2 separate regions of the Mus musculus genome follow, and region 2 is linked to region 1. A link is a loop called in an ENCODE intact Hi-C map of the cell type or tissue named here. Cell type or tissue: left cerebral cortex. All regions are shown on one strand. Links, peaks and the distances in the headings refer to the core of each region. The heading gives the core; the rest is flanking DNA. Region 1 has its middle 21 kb from the start of Gm40102. Region 2 has its middle 30 kb from the start of Gm40101.

What was found. Peaks named below come from ENCODE experiments on the same cell type or tissue, not always from the same donor. Only the 100,000 strongest peaks of a DNase experiment are listed, where the experiment ranks them.
Region 2: it touches region 1 in a loop (3.0-fold over the local background); 2 of 42 quality-filtered maps call a loop at or near these places.

What each region holds. Positions count from the first base shown.
Region 1 is chr3:97,522,389-97,527,765 of GRCm38, forward strand. No RefSeq gene overlaps it. Among named protein-coding and RNA genes, the nearest start is that of Gm40102, 21 kb to the right of the region's middle. In left cerebral cortex, for the core only: a CTCF peak has its summit at 2,664 (motif pointing left); DNase peaks (open chromatin) are centred at 164, 1,241, 1,497, 1,808 and 2 more places; H3K4me3 peaks cover 371 bases; H3K27ac peaks cover 1,790 bases.
Region 2 is chr3:97,297,756-97,303,132 of GRCm38, forward strand. It overlaps a transcript of Bcl9 not described here. Among named protein-coding and RNA genes, the nearest start is that of Gm40101, 30 kb to the right of the region's middle. In left cerebral cortex, for the core only: a CTCF peak has its summit at 2,385 (motif pointing left); a DNase peak (open chromatin) is centred at 255; H3K4me3 peaks cover 789 bases; H3K27ac peaks cover 756 bases.

The sequences.
Region 1 (5,377 bases), core at 122-5,121:
TGCCCCCCCCCCCCACCTCAGCTCAGTTCTTTCTCCAAGACCACTTCATTCTTAGCAGATGGCCATCCTAGTACAATACTGCTCCCCCTTTCCTTTAAATGGATGCTCCCCTGACTTCACTCCAGAGAGACTTGGTCACCATGGCAACCGCTGCCAGCTTTGGTTCATTTCCTCAGAAACCCCAACTGGCAGAGCTGGTTGAATCAAGGAAGTTTTGCAGAAAAATTCTGGGAGCTTTTGATACACGGGGCTGAAATCTTGGAGGCAGTTCCAAATTTAAATCACCAGAAAGAAACGGATCCCCAAGCTCAAAGGATGAGCAAGGAAGGGTCTGGGAACAGCAATCTGTTGTCCTGGTAGCTGTTGGTCAGTTGTGATAGGGTCTATGAAAACAGAAAGCCAGTCAGGAGACCCCGCTATCAAAGGCGTTGTCATGCTTTGTTTCTATGCCTTGAATATGCATTGAGGGTGGGACCCTTAAAGGAAGAAACTAAGTATCTAACACAGCTTCTACCTTCCCTGTAATGTCAGAGCCAACGTTCACTGTTGTAGGTACAGAGTCGCAGCTCAGGCCTGTTAGCAGACATTGTTGCTGTCCTCTTTGGACCAGACACTGTGCTCTGTTGTAGGAAAGGAAAGGAAGGGATACAACACAGGCTGGCCCCTCGTGGGAGATGCTAGCACACTAGCAGAAGATAATAGACTTTCAGAATAGACCATAGTCAGCTATTCTGAAGGCCTTATATCACAGAGCTTTCTACATTAGCAAGACAGCAAGGGGACTCCACAGATTTGGAGAAGCCTGACCAACAGAGAAGCACTGATCAATCCTCTACAGCACCACTGAGCAACCAGATATTCACCCTATTTTGAATCAGTCCACAGAGAGGACCATAAACTCCCCTCGGAGGTACTCATCCTTTATGTGTGTGAGCGTTCGAAAATTCTCTTCTCCTCAGCCTCTTTTAGCTTCCTTGGCCCCTGAGAAAAAACTCTCTCAGCCACATTTGAGGTTAATAATCTGGGCTCTCACAACAACCAATGAATGAAATGTGGTGTGTGGTGTACCCATTTGTTTTACACCAACTTGACACAAGCTAGACCTGTTTGGGAAAAGGGACTCTTAACTGAGAAAATGCCTCCATAGGATTGGCCTACAGGCAAATCTTTTGGGTGTAGCTACACCCAATCTTCTTGATGTAGGAAGGACCAGCCCACTGTGGGTAGTACCAACTGTAGGCTGGTGTTGCATAAGAAAGCAGACTGAGCAAGCCATGAGGAACAAGTCAGTAAGTAGTGTTTGTCCATGATGTCTGTATCAGCCCCTACCCTGAGTGCCTTACCCTGGTGACATGTTACCCGAAGTGTAAGATGAAATAAACCCTTTCCTTCCCAAGTTGTTTTGAGTCATGGGTTTATCACAGCAATAGAAACCCTAAGGCCCTCATAAGAACAACTTGCAACCCATAGAAGGAAAATGGGTAATCCACGCCAGGACAGACTGCAGAATACCAGCAGAACAATGGTTTCATTTTGCCTTGGGGACTTAGGAAAGAAACACTTGGCAAAGCTTCATAGAAGAGAAAAAGAAACGGTCCTGTGTGCTCAAAGTTTATTTTTAGGTGATATTCTCAATTACGTCCTCCTCTTGGGAAAATTAAAAATAGCAAATATTTCTATTGCAAGAGAAACATTTACTCACAGCCGTTAAAGACTGCCCTAAGCAGTCGCGTTCCCGTCTTTCACTGTGCATGCTGAATGAAAAAGGAGGGTCGCAAAGACACCGCTGTCAGTGGTGCTGAGTCCAGGCAGGGGGACTCGAGAGAGGCTCACAAGCATGTGTTGTCACCTGGCCTCTAAAAACAAAGCACTTCAAACAGCATTCAGTGTGAGCAAACTACTGAGACAGGAGAGATGCATCCAGGAAGCTAATTCCTTCATTTCCCCAGGCTTCAGCCCGGGCTTGCGAGATGAACTCTGCCTGGCTGTGTCTGGATGTTTTTATTAAGACGGTGTGAGATATAGCTTTATTCTTCCTTTACCCCAGAAGGCATTGAGCAGTTACCGATTCCCTCTTCTTATCCCTTAAGCTTACATGACTTAATTTCTTTTTTTCCCATTAAATTAGAATTTTCAAAAAAAAATGTATTATTAGTTTCCTCAAAGGATTTTGGAGAGATAAAGAAAGCCATCAAATCTTAAGAGTGTCGTAAACCTCGGGGACACACATGGCGCTCACATACTAAAGATGGTGTCTAATGATATCATTTTTTTAAAACGCCTTTCATTATTTTTGTCATGTCCTGAAGTCTCATAAAAGCATAACAGAAATGGGCTTGGGAATTTTACAAAAGTGAAATGTGCGAAGGGGGAGGAAGGGGGACGATAGTTTCCTCCATTTTCATTACTGTTCATTTTAAAATTCCAGGAAAAGTAAAATATCAGTCAGGAAGCACAGTTAAACGAGTCTGTGTAACAGAAACTAAGGCAGAGCACTTAAAATCAGCAGTTTAGTAGCACAAAGGAGAATCTGAATGAGGCTGGAGAGATGGCTCAGAGGTTGAGAATGCCTGCTGCTCTTTCAGAGGACCGGAGTTCTGTTCCCAGCTAACAGTACCTGTAACTCTGGCTCTGAGAGGATCTTCTGCCCTCTTCTGGCCACTGTGGGTACTACATGCACATGTACACAACGTGTACATACACATAAAAACAAAATAAAACTTTTTTTAAAAACAATAATCAAAATTCTCAAATTTCCAAGTGGTGCAATTTCTACACTATCCTAAAAAACCTGTTCAGGGGGTCCCCTGATTATACCTCAGCTCATCGACACCGCTCAAAGTCATCTAAAAGGTTGTAACTGTCTGACCTACTGCCTTTAATTAACTGTGGTGTCAACTCTGGAGAGGTGGACAGGGAAGGGCACCAAGAGCCCTTTTGATGTCAGAATTCGCAGTGATGAGAGGGTGGGCTGTCCTAAGATGCAGATAGGAAATGACAGCTTCACTCAGGTCTGGTTCAACCCAGAGGAAAACGCTGCTTCACTCGCTGATGCCGAAATAGTCACTGGCACCTCCAGAATGCTTTTCTTTTCCTTGGTTCAGCCTCAGAGATAATACTAATGATTACCAGAGATGGTAGTGAAAGCCAAGCTTAATCACCATAATTGACAATTAAGTTGGGTAACAACACAGAGACAGGTGATTTCACACAAGGCTAATGAAAATGGGCTATTAAAATCCGCACACGTTTGGCAGCAATTACGAGCTCCTGGAGCCATTTGCTTGGAAATGTGCACACTTCACAGGCGGCTGCCTGCCAACAAGGCAACTCTGAGCAGGACCAAGAAAGAAAGAGGAGCAGACCCGAGTTGCTGGAGAGTCCAGGCAGCTCTATTTGCCTCGTGGTGGTTTGCTGCATCCTTTGCCCCAGCCCTCGTCTCTCAGAGCCAAAGAAAGACGCAAAGTTCACAACTCCAGAAAATAAGTGGCACCTACTTCCTAAAGAACTGCCATGGGACTGGGCAAGGACAAAGGCATTGGAACTAACAAAGACTGGCGTTGCACTGCACAGGGAGGCCATGGACTAAGTGATGGACCAGATTTTGGGGGAGACGGTCCTGGGATTTTCTTAAAGGTGCTTAAAAACACAAAAGGCTTTTAAACATATTTGCTTATTCTTGTTTTATGTGTATGCATGTTTTGCCTGCATGTACATAAGGGCACCTTGTGCATACAGGATCTGAGGAGGAGGCCAGAAGGCTATGGATCCCCTGGAACTGGGATTACAGATAGTCATGAAATGCCGTATAGGTGCTGGGACCTGAACCCAACACGAGCAGGAAGTGCTCTTAACCACTGAGCCATCCCTCCAGCTCCTCTCTCCCTACTTTTAAAAATGGGATCTTACTGTGCAACTTTGGCTCACTTAGAGCTCAGAGAGAGCCTCCTGCCTCTGCCTCCCAAAATTAAAGGTGTGTACCACCCCACACAGCCTTAAAAGGACTGTTTGTCTTTGAGTTTTCATGAACTATAAAATGGAAGTGACAATGTTCCCTGCTTCTTCAGGATGACAGGTTGGATTTAGGATTTAGAGAGCTAGGCCGTCCTACTCCAGTTCTGCCATCTCCTGGTTCCCACAATGACCCCAGTATAGTCACTAGGCCACCATTTTGAAAGGCTCTCTTTTTTAATATACTATCTGGAGTGACCAGATAAAAGGTAATCAGCCTTTTTTAAAAACAATTTTATTCCTTTCTTTTATTTATTTATTTATTTTAAAGTGACAGGAAACTAAATAACCAAGAGCAAGGACAACTCAACATTTGTGTCAGAAGTGGTGGAGCCTGCCTTTAATCTCAGCGGACAGCGCAGGTGGGTCACGTGAGAAAGCCTGGCCTCTGCTATAGTCTGAGGCATCCTGAGCTACTGTTGATTCTGGAGGGGTGTGGGCTATTCAAATATAGCAGTTAAATGATCTCTTTTTCATCCACTGTCACAACCTTTGTCCTTTCATTAGATAATACTCATTACTGATGCCATTAAATCTATTAATGTTTCTTAATTGTTTCATTTTTTTCCTATTTTGAACTTACATAACTCCATTTTTTTCTCCCTCAGTACATCAGTCATATTTATTTTTTCTATTGTATTAACGGTTGCCTTAAAGTTTGAATAGTAATTTTGTAATTATGTGTCTGCCTTAGCTTTGTGTGGAATGAGTACAGCACAAATTCTTCTCACTTCTTTGCTCCCATCTCTAATGATTCTGTTGTCATTTGTTTCTCTTCTCCATGACATATGGTCACCCAATGTACAGTTACTGTCATTAAGTGATTAACTTGGACTTAGGAGATTGCCCAGTGGTTAAGGTCACTGGTTGCTCTTCCAAAGGTCCTGAATTCCATTCCCAGCAACCATGTGGTGGCTCATGACAATCTATAATGAGGTCTGATACCCTCTTCTGGCACGCAGGTGTACATACAGACAGAGAGGACTCATAAACTCAAAATAAATAAGTAAATCTTTTTTTAAAAAAACTACATTTGTCAACCTATTAAGAAAAACAAGACATTTGATTTTATCTTCGTTTCTTCCTTCGAGACTTTATTACATCCAAATTTCTGATTTAATCCCCATCCTGCACTGTGGCAGGGCAGATCTGCTGCTGCTGGGTTCTCTCTATTTTGTTTAAAAGTGGTAAAGACCTGGTCCCTCAAACAGGGAGGGCTTCTGCAAGCTTACAGGTAACCCCGTCATTTTAATTAGAGAGGAATGTCAGTTGAGACAGGCTGTCTCACCTTGGGCAAACTACTTCTGGAAAAGACTGCAGGAGAGGAAATGTAGGCTCTGTGCCTCAACCTTTACCATCTTCCTAA
Region 2 (5,377 bases), core at 190-5,189, 220 kb before region 1:
CCTTTTTCATGAGCAGAGATTCTGGAGAATCATTGCAGAAACTGGAGGGGAAGTGAACGAAGACAAAAAAGACCCTTTTCCAGCAATCCCTGGCCTCCTGGTATCAAGACACCAGGACAACATCAAAGCAACTTAGGGGGAACACTTTAGGGGCCTATTGTCTGCTCTGGTCTGATCTGTTTTTCTTCTGTCTCCCCCTCTTGCTGCGGTGACACTTGGTACGGCCCAGGCATTCATGCCAAGTAGCTTTCACACATGGAAGCTTGTCTCAAGCAATTGCTGACAAGCCACAAACAAGACATTCTCCCTCCCTTCTCCGCACCCCCCCTCACTCCTCCTCCCCCCTCCACCTTTCCTCCTTCCCTCTTGTCTCCCCTCCTCCTTTCTTCTGAATGCAAACTAAAACTCTCCAGTGACAGGCAGGCTTGCAGGCTTGGCCTAGCTGCGCACGCAGACATACACACTCACTCTCTCACACGCACTCACACTCACACTCGCTCACTCGCACGCACGCCAGCAGCTCGGCTAGTTGCTGCTGCACTGGTGGAGTTAAGAGACAGGAAAAGGCACAGGCTGAGTTGGGGGCAGGGAGAGAAAGAGGGAGAGTAAGATCCGAAGGAGCTGTGCCCTAGCAAAATGGCAGTAGAGAGGTGAGCCCTTTGGAAAGCCAGCAGTGGCCACACACGTGTGCACACATACAGACTCAGAGGCAATCTGGCCTCAGAAGGAGTGGAATAAACGACCCAGAAGGGAAAAAGCCGAAACCCCTGAGCTTGGGCTTAGGGGAGTAGGGAGATGCCGTGGGTGGACCCAGGGCTAATGTTTGTGTGGACCGGGTTAGGTATTTTGTATATATATTTTCTTTCTTTCTTTTTTTTTTTTTCTTTCTACTTCTTCCCCGTTGTTCCCTGAAGGATCTAGTTGTCTTTCACCATGTTACAGAGTGTAGACCCAAGCCACTGATTTTTCAAAAAGAAACGTGGAAATGTGGGAGTCAACCTAACTGTAGGTTCAACTTATGGCCAGATTTTTTTTTTAAGTGAAGCCCCCGACCCCCGACTCCCAACCCCCCACCCCCCGGCCACAACCCAAATCTCAGAGAGCAATAACAAGGAGGAGCGTAGTAACTCGTATAAACTCTGAGAGCTGTGAAGTGTGATGCTGAAGTTACTGATTGCCAGGCTGCTGGAATTTATGGAAGGTGGGCATGAGCTGAGGGGGAGGGGGGGCGGGTGAGCTGTTTTCTAGGAATGAAGGGGAGTGTGGTAGGATAATGAACGGGGCTAGGAGCAAGCAGGAATGTGATTGGTGTGGAGCGAGGAGGTGGGAAGTGGGAGAGAGAGAGAGAGAGAGAGAGAGAGAGAGAGAGAGAGAGAGAGAGAGAGAAGAGTGGCTGAGGCTGCTTTAAAAAAAGGGGGGGGGGGATGGAAGTCCAGACTCTGAGCTATGAACATGAGGAGAACACGAGACAGCAGAGGAAGGCAGGAACTGTGGACCCACAAAGGACGTGAGGACCACGAAGGTTTGTAGACAGCATGAACCCAGGACTGCTGGTGGAGCGAGGGAAGTGGACATGGGTACACACCACTCATATCTCTGGCAAGCCTTGGTGTCTCACAGAGCTAGGCCTACATGGCTGTCCTGGGGAAGAACGGCTCAGCCTCAGCTCTGTTTTTTCATGAAGGTCACTTGGACCCCTTCCCCAGAATCTTCTTCTCCAAAGTGGAAGTGCTGTGGACACAAATGACTACTCCCTTGACAGGCACACAGTAAGGAATAAAGAATGACTTTTCACACGCTTCAACCTAGCTGAATGGCTTGTCCCTGCCTGAACCAGTGACAGAGACATCTGAGCCCTGTCACTCCCTTCCCTTAGCTTGGTCCCTATTATTACTAGTTCTGGGAACTGTATTTTTGGATCCCAATGTACAATCATGATGGTGATAGGAATAATAATTACCTTTATGTTTCTCAACATTTGCCAGAGCATTTATATCACGAAGTAATTTTTATTAAGAGGAACCATTTTCACGTACAGATAGATTTCTTTGTTTTGTTTGAGACAGGATCTCGCTAGGTAGCCCTGGTTAGCCTGGAACTCACTATGCATGTAGACTACGCTGGGCTTAAACTCAAAGAGATCCACCTGCCTTGCCTCCTGTGTATTGGTACACTACATGTGTATTTACACACACACACACACACACACACACACACACACACACACACACCTCACAGCACAGATGGAACTGGATGGCTCAGCACTGGCTACCCTGCCAGAGGACCTGGATTCTTGTTCCCAGCACCTCCATGGCAGCTCATAACTGCCTGTAACTCCAGGTCCAGGGGACCTGATGCCCTCTTGTGGACCCTTTGGGTACATGCATACATATTCATAACTCACCAGACATTATTTTTACATACTCATGTATGTATTCATCTATGCATACATATTCATATACTCCCCACACATTATTATTATACTTTATTTTAAAATAATAAAAATAAATACATTTTAAAATGAGGCTCAGAGCATCTGTGTGGTGCCTGAGAGCAGAATAGAGCAGAAACAGAACTAAAACCGAGCCCTTTGTGACTCCAAAGCCCAGCACCCCCGCCACACTGTGCTCTCTTGCTGGAGGAGCCCTCGGTCTCCAGGGCGCCTCATAATCAGGCATGCCAGACCACCTGGCTGCCCAAACAAGTGCCATGTTTCTTCCTGGGCCATGGGTTTGGATCCTTTCACGTTAGTCCAGGGGAGCGTCTAACCTCTCCCTAACAGGCTACTGAGTCACCCTGTGCTTCTGAGCCGTGGTGACTCACAGCATACAATGAGGCCTCCCGGACAGTAATTGCATAAAGGGTCACCATAACCTTCAGTGACCAGCCACAGACTGCCCTGTAATGGAGAAAGACATTGGAGACCAGGAAAACTGTCTGTCCATTTTTAAACAACAACAACAAAAAATGTTGTTTCAAAAAAATTTTTTAAAAGTAAAAACACCTGCAAAAGTGTGGATGGCGGTAATGACAATAGTAACACACACGAACACACATGCACACACACACACACACACACACACACATACAATATAGATGCATGCACACATATGCATACAATATAAACACATGCACTAATGTGTACACATGTAATACATACACATGAACACACATACACATGTATACACACATATACATATGCATAAACATATAATCACATGACACATGAACACACATGTACATACATAATGCACAGGAGCATACACATATACACAAATTCACACATAGACACACACAGGCATGCATGCACAGATATGAAACAACTCCAGAAGGGATGGACTCTCAGTGCTAGTTTTCTGGATGAAGATGTTGAATGTTCCTAAGTGGACTTCACAGCATCTCTGAGTGCTAAGCACTGTACAAAAGCCAAGGCCCTAGACTCTTGGGAAGGAGAAAAGGCTGCTCGCGCTCCTGTGCTGGTCAGTTGTTCTACTTAGCTTACAGCTCACTTCTTCCAAAGATGCCTTTTTGCCTAATGGGCGTTTGCTACTTTATTTTTCGGTCACCAGAGAGAATTCTCACCAATTACAAATTCATTTGCATAGAAAGCAGTCTTTTTAAAATGCAAATACCTGTGAAGAAAGTAAAGCCAGCAGCCGCTCATACTTCAGTGTGAATTATCTCCTTACTCTACTTTGCTACAAATAGCTAGTTTATATCAAACAGCGGTTCAGATTAGAGGAACAAAATGGAAGCAGGCAAAAGTTTGGGAACTTAGGAGCCTCTGGTGTGAGCAAGGTCTAATGTGGAGGTTGCTTAAAATAACAGAAAGACGAAGAACATCTTTCAGGTGGAGCGAATTTTGAGGGGCTATGGAAAGTGAAGACAAGCTTTTATTAGAAACAAATGAAGACTGAAAGGTGTGTGTGTGTGTGTGTGGGGGGGGATCTAAATCTCTTGGACCTTGCTCTGTACAGCAGGCACCCTGACCTTGAACTTGTGATCACCCCAGTTCCACCTCCCAAGTGCCTGTAGTGGAGCCCTGTGCCCGGTGCAGGCGCAGTCAGCTTCACTCAGCCCTGCAGCCTCGGCTCACAGGAAGAGGAGCCCTTGCTTTATGTTCTCCGTTTGCTCTCCCGTTTTTACATCTGGTACAGGGGATGGGCTCCTCTGGGATCCCTGGGGGACTGGAGTCCCACTCAAAACATGGGGGAATTCTCAGATTTCCAGACACCCCAAATTATAAATCAACCCAAAAAAAGTCCATTTATAATTTGACATCTACCTCCCTGCATAGATATTTAACTGGGGAAAGAATGTGGGGGTCAGACAAACAGGACTTCTTGTTCCTTCCCATCACTGGAAGGAGAACTGTCTGACAAAAAGGAGAGAATGAAGCAGAAAGTTAAGAAAAGGAAAAGTTTCCAGATTTGCCACCCTGAGGAAGTAATTTAGAGGCAGATAGGACTAGAATCCACCTAAGAATGAATATATATATATATACACACACACACATATATATACACATACATATATATATGGCATGTATATAATACATATAATAATATATGGCATGTGTTATACAGAAACACACACACACACACACACACACACACACACACACACGTATTGAAAGTTGGACATGGCTGCTGCATTCTGGGACTGAAAGAGCATTTACAAACCAAATGACCCAGGCTATATTTTTTACTTATAATTTATTACGATTGTGTGTCAGTTGGTATGCATATGTGGACGTGATGTACATGTGGGGCTGTGCATGTCATAGCACATGTGTGGAAGTTAGAGGACAAGTTTGTGGAGTCGGTCCTCTCCGCCCACCTTTAAGTGGGTTTGGGGGACAGAACTCAGGTTCTCAGGCTTTCGTGGCTTGTGCCTTTCCCCGCTGAGCCATCTCCCCAGCCTGGTTTTATTTTGAGTATCTGTGTTTGTCACTTCTCTAAGCCAGTTTCTAGTGGTTGACTAAGCAAATGATCTTTATAAATGGTATAGTGCTAGACAAACTCTAGTGGGCAATGTGAAATAAGAATACTTCATAAGGCCCACCATGGCAGCACAGGTCTTTAATCCCAGCACTCTGCCAGAGAGGCAGAGAAAGGTGGATCCCTGTGAGTATAAGGCCAGCCTGGTCTACACAGTAAGTTCCGGGCCAGCCAAGGCTACATAGTGAGACCCTGTCTCAAACAAACAAACAAACACTACACAGTAGGAACAGCTGTATGTAGACATACTCTTGGTGTGTATCATCCATTCAGTTCCTACAACTCTTGCTTGTAAGTAGAGTACAGACAACAGGGCTGCAATCAAATGCTTTGTTTTTGAAACTTGGTGTCTGTGATTTTTGAACTAACTGCCCAAC